Regions from separate parts of the Homo sapiens genome. Here all the other regions are linked to region 4. Evidence: chromatin contacts called from ENCODE Hi-C or POLR2A ChIA-PET data. All regions are on one chromosome and are shown on one strand. Each heading gives the region's core, a stretch centred on a gene start or an enhancer-like site at or near the end of the contact. The rest is flanking DNA. Distances are from core to core; before and after follow the strand shown.

Region 1 (3,391 bases), core at 624-3,123, 2.3 Mb before region 4:
AAGCAGATGAGCTGGGCAAGGACATGCTTGCTCAGGAGAAGGGAGGCAAAGCGTATAAGAACATACTGAGCCTCCTTGCCACTTTCGACGTTCAACCAATATTTGTTAGGCACTAAATATACATGCAGGACACTTTTCTGTATGTTGTTTCATTTAATTCTTAAATAATCCTTTACAGACTCAGAGAGGTGAAGAGAGTAGCACAGGTAGTATCAGAATTGGGATTCAAACCTGACACATACACTGAGCACTAAGTTAAAACCGGGCACTGGGCAGCTGCTGAGGATGCGATGGTGAGTACAACAGACTGCTTGCTCTTTTTGATATCTAGAATCGTACAGCTCTGCTGTGCTCATCCTTGTCTGTTGTCATTTACTAGTTGACATCTTCGTTGACTACCTAGAAGCAGCTGCTTCGACATCTATCCCAACCTGAATCCCGTCAAAGGGAGATTACAACAAATGTGCTTTTTGTCTATCATCTCTAGCTAGTGTTTCACAGTGGGGGGAGTATCATTTCCTGGGTGACTTTGCATAGAGCAAGCTCCCCAAAGGCCAAGGAATACTCAATCTAGATTCTTCCAATCCTCCGGTACCCACCAAGTCAAAAGAATTCTGGCTCCCTGTAGCTTCATCTAAGTGCTTTTCTGTTAGAGGAGAAAAGTGAGGAAAGCGATGCTCTTTCAATAAGTTCGGCAGGGTGGGGCAAGGAATGGTACAAATTGATTTTTTTTTTTTCTTGAGACAGAGTCTCGCTCTGTCTCCCAGGCTGGAGTGCAGTGGCCCGGTCTCGGCTCACTGCGACCTCCACCTCCCGGATTCAAGCGATTCTCCTGCCTTAGCCTCCAGAGTAGCTGGGACTACAGGCGTACGCCACCACTCCCGGCTAATTTCTGTATTTTTAGTAGAGACGGGGGTTTCACCATATTGGCCAGGCTGGTTTCGAACTCATGACCTTGTGATTCGCCCGCCTCGGCCTCCCAAAGTGTTGGGATTACAGGCGTAAGCCACCGCGCCCGGCCGGTACAAATTAATTTAACACATCTTTTGATAATCTCATCCTTGGTGTTGGAAAAGACGGGAAAATCCAAAAGTGTCTATTTTGTGCCCAAATGCTCAAGTTAATACTCGAGGGCCTTGATCTCTGGCCTCTTGCCATCCCTCTCCCCATTATTTCTGAAGAAGTAGCCATTTTGCAGATTCCGGAGGATGGGAGCCACGGCCGGCCCCTGGTACTGAATCTCATCTCCTTCTCAAGGCTCCTTGGATCAAGTTGGGACCGGCAGCGCCAAGGCTGCTCTCCGTGATTTAGCAGCAACCTAGAGTCAGAGAGACCGGAAGATGGGAGGCCGGGATTCTCAGGTGGGGTCAGGGGTATGCAAAAATCCTTAGCAGCGGCCGCGCCCCCGCCCCGGGGAGGTAATTTGCGGAGGGCGGTGCAGTAGCCTCTCCAGTGCCCGCGTCCCACGGTCTAACGGCACTGCTCCCGGGGTGCGCGGCCCACGACTCAGGCTGCCTCCCCCAACCTGACAAGTGTGCGTCCTTACCACAAAATGCCACCACTTCCCTAAGTGACGCTGGGCCCCGAGGACCTGATTTGAAATCGGTGTTCAGAAGACCGAGCCCGGCTGGACGCAGCTGGCCTCCGGCTGAGAGCGGAGGGGAAGGGTTCCATACTCTCCGAGGATCCCGCGGGCTCGTGGCGTGTGGAACGCTTTTCATCGCTTTCAGTTCCCGTTTCCTTCGCCCCGACTGCCTACTCGGTCGCAGCTAAAGCCCGGAGCGTGGGATCCGGGCCCGGAGGAACGGGATGGCGAACGCGAGCTGCGCCGCGGCCAGGAGCCCGCCGCACCGGGCATGCTCAGTGGCGCGGCCGGCTGGGTGGCCCGCGAGCTGCACCCGGATCTGCTCGGCGGCGGCGACGTGAGCGCGCAGGGGGGCGGCGGCCTCGCCTCGTCTCTCTCTCTGCGCCTGGGTCGGGTGGGTGACGCCGAGAGCCAGAGAGATGTCGGATTTCGACAGTAACCCGTTTGCCGACCCGGATCTCAACAATCCCTTCAAGGTGAGCTTCGGCCCCAGCATCTCCTGCCGCCGCGACGCGTCGTTGTTTGTGAAAACGGACGAGTTCCTTCGCGCCCACTGCGTCTGCCCCTCGGCTCCCCTTAGCAGCCCAGAGAGGGGCGCGGGGCCGCCGTCCTCCATTTGGGGTCGCGCCCCGGCCCCGTGTCACTCCTTTGGGTTTTGGGGCTTGGGGGTGGAACCTCCTCAGCTCGTGCCCGGTCGCCCTTCCACACGTCCCCGACTGGTGAGGGTCGTGTCTGCAGCCGGGACTGGGCCCGCGCGCCCGGAGGGGTCCTGGCCCGCCTCTCAGGAGAGAAAGCCGAGGGCAGGTAGAGTCGCCCCTTGCCAAGCAAGTGTGGCTGGCAGGGCCGGGAGTCGGCGGAGGGGGGCCCGCCCTGGGGTGGGGTTGTCATGGGGACCCGAGGTGGCGGCGGCGGAGAGCTGCGTGGGGTGATGGCAGAGGTGTGGAGGAGGAGAGAGGTGAGGGCACCGAGTATGCTGCAATTAAAAAAAAAAAGGTTATGTTTTTATTTTTTAAACTTGTGTTGCACCCAAATACCACCAGTGGCGCTGCCATCCCCCCTCTTTCTGTTAGGTTGAGGTTGAGGTTATTGATACCAAAGCAAAACTTAAAAATAAACATATCTGGAAAACAATAGTGCACGTGGACGACCTCTTCCCTACCCAGCTGCTTCTAGCAAGGTAAACGATGGGATATTTTCCAAGCTCCTAGTGCGTCACCGGTTCTCTGGGCTATGTGAGGATACCATTTCCTACTTGAGCTGCTTTTCTTCTTGGAGTCGACCTTATCAACCCCGGCTTCGGAAGGGCTTGGCACAGAATCCTGCAAAGGAAGGCGGCTGAGATATTCATCGTCTGCGTTTAAATGAATGCAACATCTAAATAACTCTCTCTTTGAAAGTATTCTGAATTTCCTAATGAGTGTAACTGTTAGCACGTGTAATTTGTTTCCAACTGTTGGTTGAAGTTGTTTCTCAATCCCCCCGGCCATGTGCAGTAGTAACTTTAATTTGCAGTCACACAGAATAAAACAGGAACTCTAATTTGTGGTCACACAAGTGTCACTTCTGGCTTGTTGAGTTTACATCTTTTTACTCCTGGTTTTATCTTTCATTAAGAATCCTGGAAGAGGAAAACTATTTCTGCTCTGATTATTAAATGCCTGATAATTCCAAGGAGGATTATTTTAATGAAATGACCCTGATTATTATTGACAACTCGACTCACTTTGTAGCAGTGTAGAATTAGACTCAGTCACTGTTTCATTGTCCCTAATGTCACTTAAAATTCAGTACAACTGGCCTGTACCT
Region 2 (3,262 bases), core at 149-2,648, 2.9 Mb before region 4:
GCCTCTCATTTTATTCCTGAATAAGATAGCTACAAAGATTAAAAAAAAAAAAAAAAAAGCTACATACCTCCCTGACAATTTGCCCCCAAGGAAATTCCTTGTGGGCCTCAAGACCTTCACTCTAAAACAGTTCTGTTGTATTTCACCCTGGCAATGTAAATTGATAGCTTATCTTCACAGGTATGGGACAAAGAACAGAACTCAAAGTCACCCCTCTACCCACCTGAGACAAATGCGTAACTGACTGCTTCCTCTGCCCTACTGTGTATGTAAAATCGCAGATTCATTTAGCCGACTAAGGCATAAGTGACTATTCTTCTATCCCTCTCTCACATGTAAATTGTGTATTAAGTGAAAAGCTGATCAAAGACTCAAAAGAATGCAACCATTTGTCTCTTATCTATGACCTGGATGCCCCCCAACCTTCTAGTTGTCCTGCCTTTCTGGAGGGAACCAAGGTACACCTTACCCATTGACTAATATCTGAGGTCTCCCTAAAACGTATTACACCAAGCTGTGCCCCAACCGCCTTGGGCACATGTCATCAGGACCTCCTGAGGCTGTGTCATGGGCACGTCCTTGGCAAAATAAACATTCCAAATTAAGACCTGTCTCAGATACTTCTGGTTCACAAGTTATTTAAACAGCATCTCACAGCCTCTGGGGCGAGCTTCGGGGAATCTGACTGGAGAAAGTGAGGCCACATAAGTTTGCTGAGTGTGCTAGAAGTTCAGGCCCAGTTCTCAAAGCCTGCCAGTCACGCCAGCCATGTTAGGTCACACGGCTCCACTACGGTCTTTTTTGACGAGGCCCAGATCCTCCGCATCCCCCTAAACTTCAGAGCCTGCTTTCAAGCCCATTTGAGAGCACAGCTGGGATCCCGCTTCCCCGGGCCAAGTTCAGCAAGGAGAGGCCGGCGCGCGCACACAGGAGGCACGGGATCAGGGCCCGGCCCGCCCTCGCAGGCCGCGGCCCACCACCTTCCCACCGCGGGCGCCGAGAAACCGGGCCACCGCCGACTCTTCCGGCAAATCAGAGCGGCCAGTGAGCGGAGAGGGACGGGAAGCGGCGTGCGAGGCTGGCGGGCTCGGGCGTCAGCGCGCCCCGCTGGGTCCCTGCCAGTCCCAGCCAACTGCGGAGCCCCGGGTGCGGCCTGGAGTTCGGAGCCCGCCTCGGGCCTCCTCGGGCCTGCGCTCCGCTCAGCCTCGCGGGCCGCCATGAGGTGACGAAGAGGAGGTGCAGGGCGCCGCTCCCGGCTCCTTACCGCTTCACCACGCCGGTCTTGATCTTGATCTGTCTCACGCGAGGATCGGCCATGGTCCCTCGAGCGCCGCGAGAAGGAGGGGCGGAGAGCCGGGGTAACCGTGGAGGGCGACGCGCAGAGGCTGCGGCTATTTAGGCGTGGTCGCCGGCGCGCATGCGCAGGCTGCGCGGCCCGTCGTCCCCGCCACGCCCCGCGGGGCGGGTTTACTAGAGGGCGGTACCCTGCTCCCGCCAGTCCCTTTACCCCTCGTGCGCCCCTTTACCCGTAGTGAAACGTGCCCTCCTCCTCTCTCTCGGACTGCCCCTCTTTTTACTTCAGGCGCAAGTTACACTATCCCGGTCTCCACAGCCTGGGCCTTTGGGGAAACTAACGTCTCTCTGGGACGTTGCTTTGCGGGATTATCTGCTTAATGGACGGAGTGACCTAAAAAATGTATTAAGGGTATTTTCGATGTCGTTATCTGGTGTCAGATGAGGCAGAGTGATGCATGTGTAGTGAAACAAACTGCCATCATGCACGCAGTCAAGAAAATCCTTGCCCTTTACCTCAAATCCCTGCAAGAAGGTTTGTAGATAACGTGCCTTTCAAAGGAAATGACTAACAGAACTTCTTCAGATGATCACTTATAGTGTATCCTAAATATTTAACTTACAAGAATGTGTGTCGCACACAAAACCTTGGGCTTCCTAATCAGACAAACCGGCTTACAATCGAGGTTCCACCCTTTAATAGCTAGACTATTAGCTAGACAACACTGATACGTATGCTGTTTAGCCTTGCAGCTGATCAGTCTGCAAAATGGAAATAATAATGTCCATTTTACAGATTAGGTATAAGGGTTAAAACACCTAGCTCATTGTCTGACGCATGGTAGATGCTGAACAACATTTGACTATTTTATATGTTCAAAAATATATTTGTTGCATAAAATGAGGCACATCTACAGTGAGCTCTAGCAGTCCCTTCCTAAGAGAATCTCCTGAGGAATACAGGGCAGAATCGCCCTTTTTAAAATTGCTTTTCTTTTTCTTTTTCTTTTTTTTTTTTTTGAGACAGATTCTCACTCTGTCGTGCAGTGGCTTGATCTCGGCTCACTGCAACCTCCGCCTCCTGGGTTCAAGTGATTCTCCTGCCTCAGCCCCTAGAGTAGCTGGAATTATAGGCGCGTTCCACTATGCCTGGCTAATTTTTTTTTTTTTTTTTTTTTGTATTTTTAGTAGAAACGGGGTTTCACCACGTTGGCCAGGCTGGCTAGAACTCCTGACCTCAGGTGAGGCCCACCTCACCCTCCAAAAGTGCTGGGATTACAGTCATGAGCCACCGAGCCCACCCCCTTTTTAAAATTTCTTGGTACCATCCTTCAAAGACACCCATATGACTGTCTTTTTCCTTCCCTAGCCTGACTTACTCATTCTCACTTTCATGACTGGTCCTGGAATCCCCTTCTATCCCGCCAGCCCAAGGCCGTTACTTTAAATCCAGGATCAAAACTGAGCAAAGTCTACTATGACTCACCCCACCTGTTCAATCTTCCCTGGATGCTTTGGAGTCACCCAGTAGTCATCATTATTTTTAGTATATTTCTTTTTCAAATTATTGTTTGGTCCTTCGTAAGGGTTTTGTTCAGCTTCGTAGTTATAAATCCTGGTTCATAAACATGTTTAGAGGCAAGATTCTTGTCTTCCATAAATCTTCCTTCCCCAACCTCCTCCACCTGTGTTTTGTGCACAATGGGCACAGAATTCAATAAATATTTTTATTCTGCTGGCTGGTATACTGATGTGCAATTCCAAGTCACACAGCAGCGCTGTGAAATACTGGAGGGAGGGGTAGATAAAACACAACAGCAAACTTACCAAAGCAAAATGACATGCACACACACACACAAACACACACACACACACACACAAACAGCAGCTACAAGCCACAAACCAAAAGATGGTGCAGCTAGGGCTTTTGCTACCGTTAAGGTCTTTCCTTTGATTAGGTAGCAAAAAC
Region 3 (3,632 bases), core at 458-2,957, 2.4 Mb after region 4:
CAAAGATACTGAGACACTAATCCATTTCTTAAGCTGCTAAGTTAGCCTTCTTGAAACCTCACTTCGTAGCTCTGCAAACAATGTACTTTTGACATCCCAAGCTCACAGGAATAAAAAACCACCTGCCAGTTGTTTCCGTTTTCCACCTATGTCTAATTTATGTACTTATATTTATAAGAAACAAATCACTAAGTCTTATTTCATCCTTAGTTATGTTGTGTTTCTATCGATAACAGCATGAAGATTTCGGGGACCTGGACATTAAAATAAGTTTGAGTACTGGCTTTACAATCTACTAGGTGTGATCCGAGGCAAGTCAGTCTCTTCATGTTTCACTTCTTTCACTTGTAAACATCTATTCAGAAGTTGCTGTGAACTTGATATTTCCATGCTTATAAACTGATTTTTTGAAAAGAGCCTGGTACATAGGACGTGATAATAAATGAAAGCATTTGCTACTTTTGGAAAAACAAGCATGACAAGATAGTTTATATACTGTTGATCTTAAGCACAGTATATGCATCTTATTTTTAGCTAGTCTGACAGTGAGATAATAAAAAGAGTTATCTTTGACTTGCACTACGAGTAGAAGAATTCAACTTCAGTTTCTAGAAAGATGTATAAGAATTAAGAGTGGCAGTCTTCCTAGTCTCAACTGCCATCTTCCCACCAGGTGGTAAATTCGTCCAGAGAAGAAAATGAATTATTGCTATATGGGATTCTGCAGCAACTTCTGTGAACATAGGCTCATAATTTTTCACCATGGAGACTCAAGCTTTTTGGAGTCATAGTTGTTTTTGGGTCTATTTGCAGGCATGCATCCTTTGTCCAGAAATATACATAACATTTGGCACATGGACCTGGAGGTAAAAGAGGAGGAAGGCCTGAGGCTAGACACCACTCCAATAAGTACATTAAGCTCCTAGAAGGGCAATCCACCTTTGCAGAGAACTCTTAACTATTAAAACCTATAGCTTGTAAAGCAGCATTTTCAAAGTTAAGAGAAGAAGGTGGAAGGGTCTTGAGAGGCTACTGACTAAACAGATGAAAATGAAGGTATGGAGTTTGGTGCCAAAAGAAACTCCCCCCAAAAATCAAACAATAACACCAGAGTAAAGCCCCTAGGGCGAGATAAGGAGTTGCAACAAAACAAGCGGAAACTCGAGAAGCGCTAATGCTTCAAAGGGTCAATGACCACACATAATCTACGTAGCCAACGTGTTAAAACACACCAACGCATTTTTTTTTCCTAAACAAAGTAGGAAAGCGGACTTTGCATGAGGGGCGGGCTGCCGACCCAGCAGTCTTCCTCGGACAGTCCGTCCTGATTCTCTCTGGTTGGCCGTGGAGGGACCACATGGCTCCAAGGCCTCTCAGCTCCGGGCCCACACACCCCGGGCTGCCGCACAAACTCCAGCCCTAGTCTAGATCCACAACCCCTTCTCGAAGATCAACCGCGACCTGGGAGCCCCACTTCTTACCATAGCGAGGCCGGCGATGCCGCAGCCACATCACCCTTCCGGGGCTCAGGCGGAAGAGGCTGCATGTCCCGTCTGCCCTTCTCGCCCTCTCCAGCCGTCCGGTTGGGCTTGTCACGGCACCGCCTACCAAGACGGGCGGTTAAGACACTAGGATAGGCTCCTCTCCACCGGAAAAGGCGGGATTTAGATCACGTCCCGCAGGCCGGCGGAAGTAGCTGATACTCTCATTGGTTGCAAAACCTTGATCTGTGAAAGCGGGCGTTTTGGAAGATACCGGAAGTAGAGTCACGGAGAGGTAGGATCCGGAAGTGGGGCTGCCTCTTTAAATAACAAAAATCTGAGGTTCTGTTCTTTTTATCTTTTTGCTTTCTTTTTAAAAAAGTTCCCTGCTACTTACCCCTAGAACTCCACAATGCGAGAATCCCCCTCAATTTGTGAGCTCCCGCGACTTCCTCTTGTGGGCTTTTGGGGATGCTAGGGTTCTCGGCATTATCCTCAGGGTGCGACCTGTTCACCCCCTTTTCAGTTTCTCCGTTTGCATCTGAGGGATTCTTGGGAATGCGAAGCACTTTTGAAATGCTCTGTGTTGGTTGTGGGATTGGGAGGACGGTTGAATCCAGAGGGTAGTGTTGAGTAGGCTGTTTGAGCATTTCCCCAGCACTGGCCTGTCCTTTCAATCCCCAGATATTGGTAAACTGTGGGTTCCAACCAGGCATCGAGGCTGAAACGTACTAGGCAATTTGAGGTCAGGAAAGAACTTTCTGTGGTAACCAATGGGAAGGAACTGCCGTTTGCGGACTGCAGCGATTGATTAGGTACTTTAAAGAGATCAACTGGCAAGACAAATGACAAGGCAACTTTTAATCAGTAGTAGTATTTAGCTTTTTCTGATTTTAATTATCCCATTAGGTGAGGTTCTACTACACACACACGTTTTTCTTTCTGCATTTTATCGATGGAGAAACAGGCGCTTTGACATGTTTGAATTTGCGTAGTTCTTGGAATTCTAATAAAGTATTAGAAATGAGAGTTTTTCACTCTTTGCCCCCTTATGGCAAGCTTTTGGTTCTAAATGTGTGGTGTATTTTTTCTCAGGCAGGAGAGAGTTCTTTTCAGAATGTTTTCAATTTTTTATGGACTTAGAAGGTGGATAGAGAGAAAGAGAGAAGGTAACTCACGTGAGATTTTGGTTTATGAACTGTATTCGGCCTATGAGACCCTTTTGTATTTAGGGCAACACAATGATTAGAAGATTTGGGATTCTGCTATTTGTGTTTACATTGTTCACTAGGGCACACAAAGGTTTTGTTTTAAACTATAACTAACTTGATATTTGAGTCTGTTATATTGAATTGTCAAGAGTTGGTCAAATACACAAATTAGCAAGTATTTACTGGGTGCCTGCTTTATTCATGGATCTTCAGATTGCAGCATAGGAACAAAGATGGTCTGTTCCTTTAAGGAATTTAATAAGGTTGGGGGAGAGGGGAATAAGAAAGGTATTTAAAAGATACAGTACTCTCCACCTAAGGATAAAAAAAGTCTTTTAATGTTCTGTCTTGTAATTCCTTTATATTATACCTTTTAGGTCTTGCCATTCAAATTAAACAAACCTGGTTTAGTTATGGAAATTATGTTGTGCAATTTATCGAGCTTGGCTTTTAGGGCAGTAAATGTGTCTGTAGACATAACTGCCCTTGGTTTCATGTGAAGATTGTCTTGATCTTTGTTACATATAAAGGTAATACTTCTGTATGAAGCTCTGCTTCAGGCTACCTGTGAAAAGCATCAGAAAGCTTAACTTGTTAGAGATCACAATTGATTTGCTATATCTATATATTTTAATTAATTTTAGGCTATGACTTCTTATGTACCTGAGCTTCAAAACAGTAAAGAACGGCATTGCCAGTTTTTAAGTTATCTATAGAGAAACACATATGCCAATAAATGAGGCTGAACAAATATGTATAATGTTTATTGCATTTATGTAAAACATCAAAGTTAATCTGACGTGGTGAGTTTTTTTTGGGAGGTGGTAGTTTAGCTCCATTGTCTTACATAAACCCCCTACTTTTTGGTTTTCAGATTATATCACAATTTCTAAAATCTTTCTGGCAGCTTTGCAGTGAATCCTCATTTAAAACCATCTTG
Region 4 (3,266 bases), core at 282-2,781:
TCCCTTCCCTCCAACAGTTCAATTCACCTAGATCCCCACGCCTGAAATTATCCTAGATGTCCTAGAGGCGCCTCATCATTACAATGGTACATTATTCTCCACTCCTTTACATGTCACGCCAGCTTTCAAACTGAAAATCTGAGCGTTCATCCCTGGTGCATCACCTTTAAATTCGAGATCTCCAAAATCCAGGGTCATGTAACCTTAAAAAATTTTTACCCTCTCTTCTCCACTGCCCTTGTTCAGGCCTTATCTCTTCCAGCAGCTGTTCCAAAGGCCTACTCTGTTTTCCTTTCGGAGTGCTCACCTCCACCGAAGCCTCCACCCAGCTGCCAATTCTGCCCCATGCCTGATAATTTGCTCGTGCGTTGACATACATAAAATTTCTAAGACAAAAATTTTTTAATAATGGTAAATGAACCTTGGGAACTGCATACAGATCATACAGATCCATAATAAGAGAAAAGGTCCCAGATTAACACGGAAAACTTTCCATTTAACTAACATTTGCACTGGTAAACTTCATCAAGCAAGACCCTACTTAATCCCACATTACCTTCTACTGAAGAGGTTGTGGTCATTCTCTGGAAATATCTGAATTCATTCCTACAAGTTAGAGAAACAGCGTTACTCGAAACATTATCCCTTGGGCTCGAGCTCTAAGGCACCTGACAAACGGAGCGCTGTGGGTAGGGGTGAGGTGTTTTCTCCAGGGCTGGGACTTTGCCCTGGGCGAGGGCGCCGCAGGGCAAAGACCTCACCGGGCAGCAGAATCCGGGCAGAAATCAGCAACTGGGCCTCCCGCGCAGCAGAAAAGGGGAATCCAGTCGGGCCCACCCTTCCTGCCAGCGCAGACCGCAAGTCTGGCCCCATCCTCTCGCCGGGAGTCGGCCACCCCGACCGTGGGCAGCCTGCGCCCGTTTGGGTCCCATCGCCCCGGCCCGGCAGATACCTGAGCGGTGGCCAGGGCAGGTCCCCGTTCTTGCCGATGCCCATGTTCTGGGACACAGCGACGATGCAGTTTAGCGAACCAACCATGACAGCAGCGGGAGGACCTCCGAGCCCGCTCGTTACAGCAGAACGCGCGGTCAAGTTTGGCGCGAAATTGTGGCCGCCCCGCCCCCCTCGTCCCCATTTGTGCAGGCGAGGCCCCGCCCCCCCGCCCCGGCGCACGCAGGGTCGCGGCGTGCTCGCGCCCGCAGACGCCTGGGAACTGCGGCCGCGGGCTCGCGCTCCTCGCCAGGCCCTGCCGCCGGGCTGCCATCCTTGCCCTGCCATGTCTCGCCGGAAGCCTGCGTCGGGCGGCCTCGCTGCCTCCAGCTCAGCCCCTGCGAGGCAAGCGGTTTTGAGCCGATTCTTCCAGTCTACGGGAAGCCTGAAATCCACCTCCTCCTCCACAGGTGCAGCCGACCAGGTGGACCCTGGCGCTGCAGCGGCTGCAGCGGCCGCAGCGGCCGCAGCGCCCCCAGCGCCCCCAGCTCCCGCCTTCCCGCCCCAGCTGCCGCCGCACATAGTAGGTTCTGTCTGGGACTGGGCAGGGCCATCGGGGCTGGGGGGGCGGGGCTTGTGGGTAAGGCGGGCGGAGGCGGGGACCCTCCGCCCGATGATAGGGCTGGAGGAGGAAGGGGCGGGCTGAAGAAGGGGAAGGTGGGAAGAGCCCAGCCGGGGCTACAAATTGGGTGAAGCGCTGAGGTTTTAGTACTTCCGTTTGAGGAGATAGGCAAAGGTTATGCAGGTTTTTAATGGCAGGCCTGAGACAGGAACTCAGGTCTCCTGACTCCCATTCTGATGAGGGGGCTTGTGGGCAAGGGGTGCGTCTTTTAACCTCCATCCTTTTTTTTTTTCCTTGGTGGTCGAAGAGTTTTACTGATTTTTTAAAAAAGTGCTGGATTGGGTGACTAGAAGAAAGCTGCCCTTAGGTCTCCAGTTTTTAAGACTGCAACAGCATGGCTCAATATTTGAAATCACTACGGTTAAAAGCAGTCATATTGTGCAGTTCCCCAGTGAACTCTTTTTGTAGTTTAGATTATAAAGTCTGAAATACAGTTTGGGTGGATAAAGTTTCTTAGGATGGTATAGATGTGACTAATCATGGAGTCCTTCCTGTTGCCATCCTTCAACGCAATAAGTACGTTTGTTTGTTTTTAAACCAGAGATACTGCCACAGGAAAAGCCCAAGGGTGACCCCTCACTTGGGTCACCTGCACAGTATTTTTCAGATTGAGGCTGTGGAAGGGCATTGAAGACTGGTGTTTAGCCACCTACCGTGTTTTAATGTAGGTGGCAGCTTGGGTGCTTCAAAATCTTGTTCCTTTCGTATATATTTCTCCCTTAAAATGATTACTCCTCTTCTGTTTTTTTTGAGGACGAGCTACGTTTTCATGAATTCACCAAAATTTTGCACCCACCATTTAAAGGGTAGCTGGTGAAGGACTTATGTATGCTTTTGGCAAGTTTTCTGCCAAGAAAAAATTCATAATCTTGTCACATCTTTAGTGATGAACATAAACCTTTTAAACAGGAAACACTTAAATTGCAGTGAACATGTCAAAAATGATACTGTTCTTTTATTACCTATCTTTTCCCCTCTGTGCCTTTGCTACATAACTGTTTATTTCTTAGAGGTATTTTATTTAGCATATGTAAGTAGGGTGATTCAAGTTTTATAATTAGAGAAAGCTGAAGGCTCATTGAATCAAGACCGGTAGCAGCCTTGGTTTCAATTAATTCTAAACACGGCTTGAGTTGCTGAGGCTCCTGACTATCAGACTCTACCTTGTCTTTTATGGTGTTAAAAACAGTTCACCCATAGGGTTTTCCAGAGCTAAAAGTAGAGGATTCTTTGAAGAGTGGATGGCAAGGAACCTTGTCATTCAGTTGTAAGGTTTAAATTGCTTCACATACGTCAGGCCTTCTCAGAGTAGAGATAACACATCATTTTCTAACCTTCCCGATATAGGCTACAGAAATTGACAGAAGAAAGAAGAGACCATTGGAAAATGATGGGCCTGTTAAAAAGAAAGTAAAGAAAGTCCAACAAAAGGAAGGAGGAAGTGATCTGGGAATGTCTGGCAACTCTGGTGAGTTGTGGGGGATTCTTTTTTCTCCTCAGTCATGGCTCTGGTATTCTGGAATTCTCCAGAGGGCAGAAGAGCGTATTAGAATTGTGTCTTTTTTCTTTGTGGAGAAAGGTCCCTTTTGTTCCTGAGCAGAGTGGCCCCCTATAGGTGATGGTGATGTGTATAGGAGGTTAAGGGGATGGTAGA

What was found. Hi-C counts contacts between places; a loop is a spot of excess contacts on that map. ChIA-PET counts read pairs that join two places held with the same protein, here RNA polymerase II (POLR2A). Pooled maps may share reads with other maps.
Region 1: a map of CD8-positive, alpha-beta T cell shows a loop between it and region 4 (11-fold over the local background). The contact joins the promoter of SCAMP1-AS1 here to the promoter of DHFR in region 4. A Hi-C loop is called at or near these places in 1 of 168 maps with a recorded cell type or tissue (CD8-positive, alpha-beta T cell) and 6 of 50 pooled maps. POLR2A ChIA-PET finds 5 or more read pairs at or near these places in 1 of 52 experiments (activated naive CD4-positive, alpha-beta T cell).
Region 2: a loop to region 4 is called in a map of CD8-positive, alpha-beta T cell, with 13 times the contacts of the local background. The contact joins the promoter of TBCA here to the promoter of DHFR in region 4. A Hi-C loop is called at or near these places in 4 of 168 maps with a recorded cell type or tissue (CD4-positive, alpha-beta T cell, CD4-positive, alpha-beta memory T cell, CD8-positive, alpha-beta T cell and 1 more) and 8 of 50 pooled maps.
Region 3: a map of CD8-positive, alpha-beta T cell shows a loop between it and region 4 (33-fold over the local background). The contact joins the promoter of XRCC4 here to the promoter of DHFR in region 4. A Hi-C loop is called at or near these places in 4 of 168 maps with a recorded cell type or tissue (B cell, CD4-positive, alpha-beta T cell and CD8-positive, alpha-beta T cell) and 12 of 50 pooled maps. POLR2A ChIA-PET finds 5 or more read pairs at or near these places in 1 of 52 experiments (CD4-positive, alpha-beta T cell).

Annotation. Positions count from the first base shown.
Region 1 is chr5:78,358,668-78,362,058 of GRCh38, forward strand. It overlaps SCAMP1-AS1 (SCAMP1 antisense RNA 1), which reads right to left and starts at 1,874. Exons shown (of 2, transcript NR_105014.1): 1 at 1,547-1,874; 2 at 97-1,318. SCAMP1 (secretory carrier membrane protein 1) reads left to right here and starts at 1,950. Exons shown (of 9, transcript NM_004866.6): 1 at 1,950-2,061. The coding sequence starts at 2,005. RefSeq lists enhancers at 1,002-1,598, 1,400-1,489, 1,520-1,679, 1,599-2,195, 2,590-2,709 and silencers at 1,860-1,949, 2,380-2,499.
Region 2 is chr5:77,774,941-77,778,202 of GRCh38, forward strand. It overlaps TBCA (tubulin folding cofactor A), which reads right to left and starts at 1,399. Exons shown (of 4, transcript NM_004607.3): 1 at 1,265-1,399. The coding sequence starts at 1,317. RefSeq lists silencers at 996-1,165, 1,286-1,545.
Region 3 is chr5:83,075,840-83,079,471 of GRCh38, forward strand. XRCC4 (X-ray repair cross complementing 4) reads left to right here and starts at 1,708. Exons shown (of 8, transcript NM_003401.5): 1 at 1,708-1,776. TMEM167A (transmembrane protein 167A) reads right to left here and starts at 1,555. Exons shown (of 4, transcript NM_174909.5): 1 at 1,482-1,555. The coding sequence starts at 1,484. RefSeq lists enhancers at 671-1,636, 1,293-1,562, 1,637-2,602 and a silencer at 1,623-1,712.
Region 4 is chr5:80,653,452-80,656,717 of GRCh38, forward strand. It overlaps DHFR (dihydrofolate reductase), which reads right to left and starts at 1,532. Exons shown (of 6, transcript NM_000791.4): 1 at 953-1,532; 2 at 557-606. The coding sequence starts at 1,038. MSH3 (mutS homolog 3) reads left to right here and starts at 1,201. Exons shown (of 24, transcript NM_002439.5): 1 at 1,201-1,513; 2 at 2,960-3,080. The coding sequence starts at 1,277. RefSeq lists a silencer at 1,027-1,636 and an enhancer at 1,054-1,822.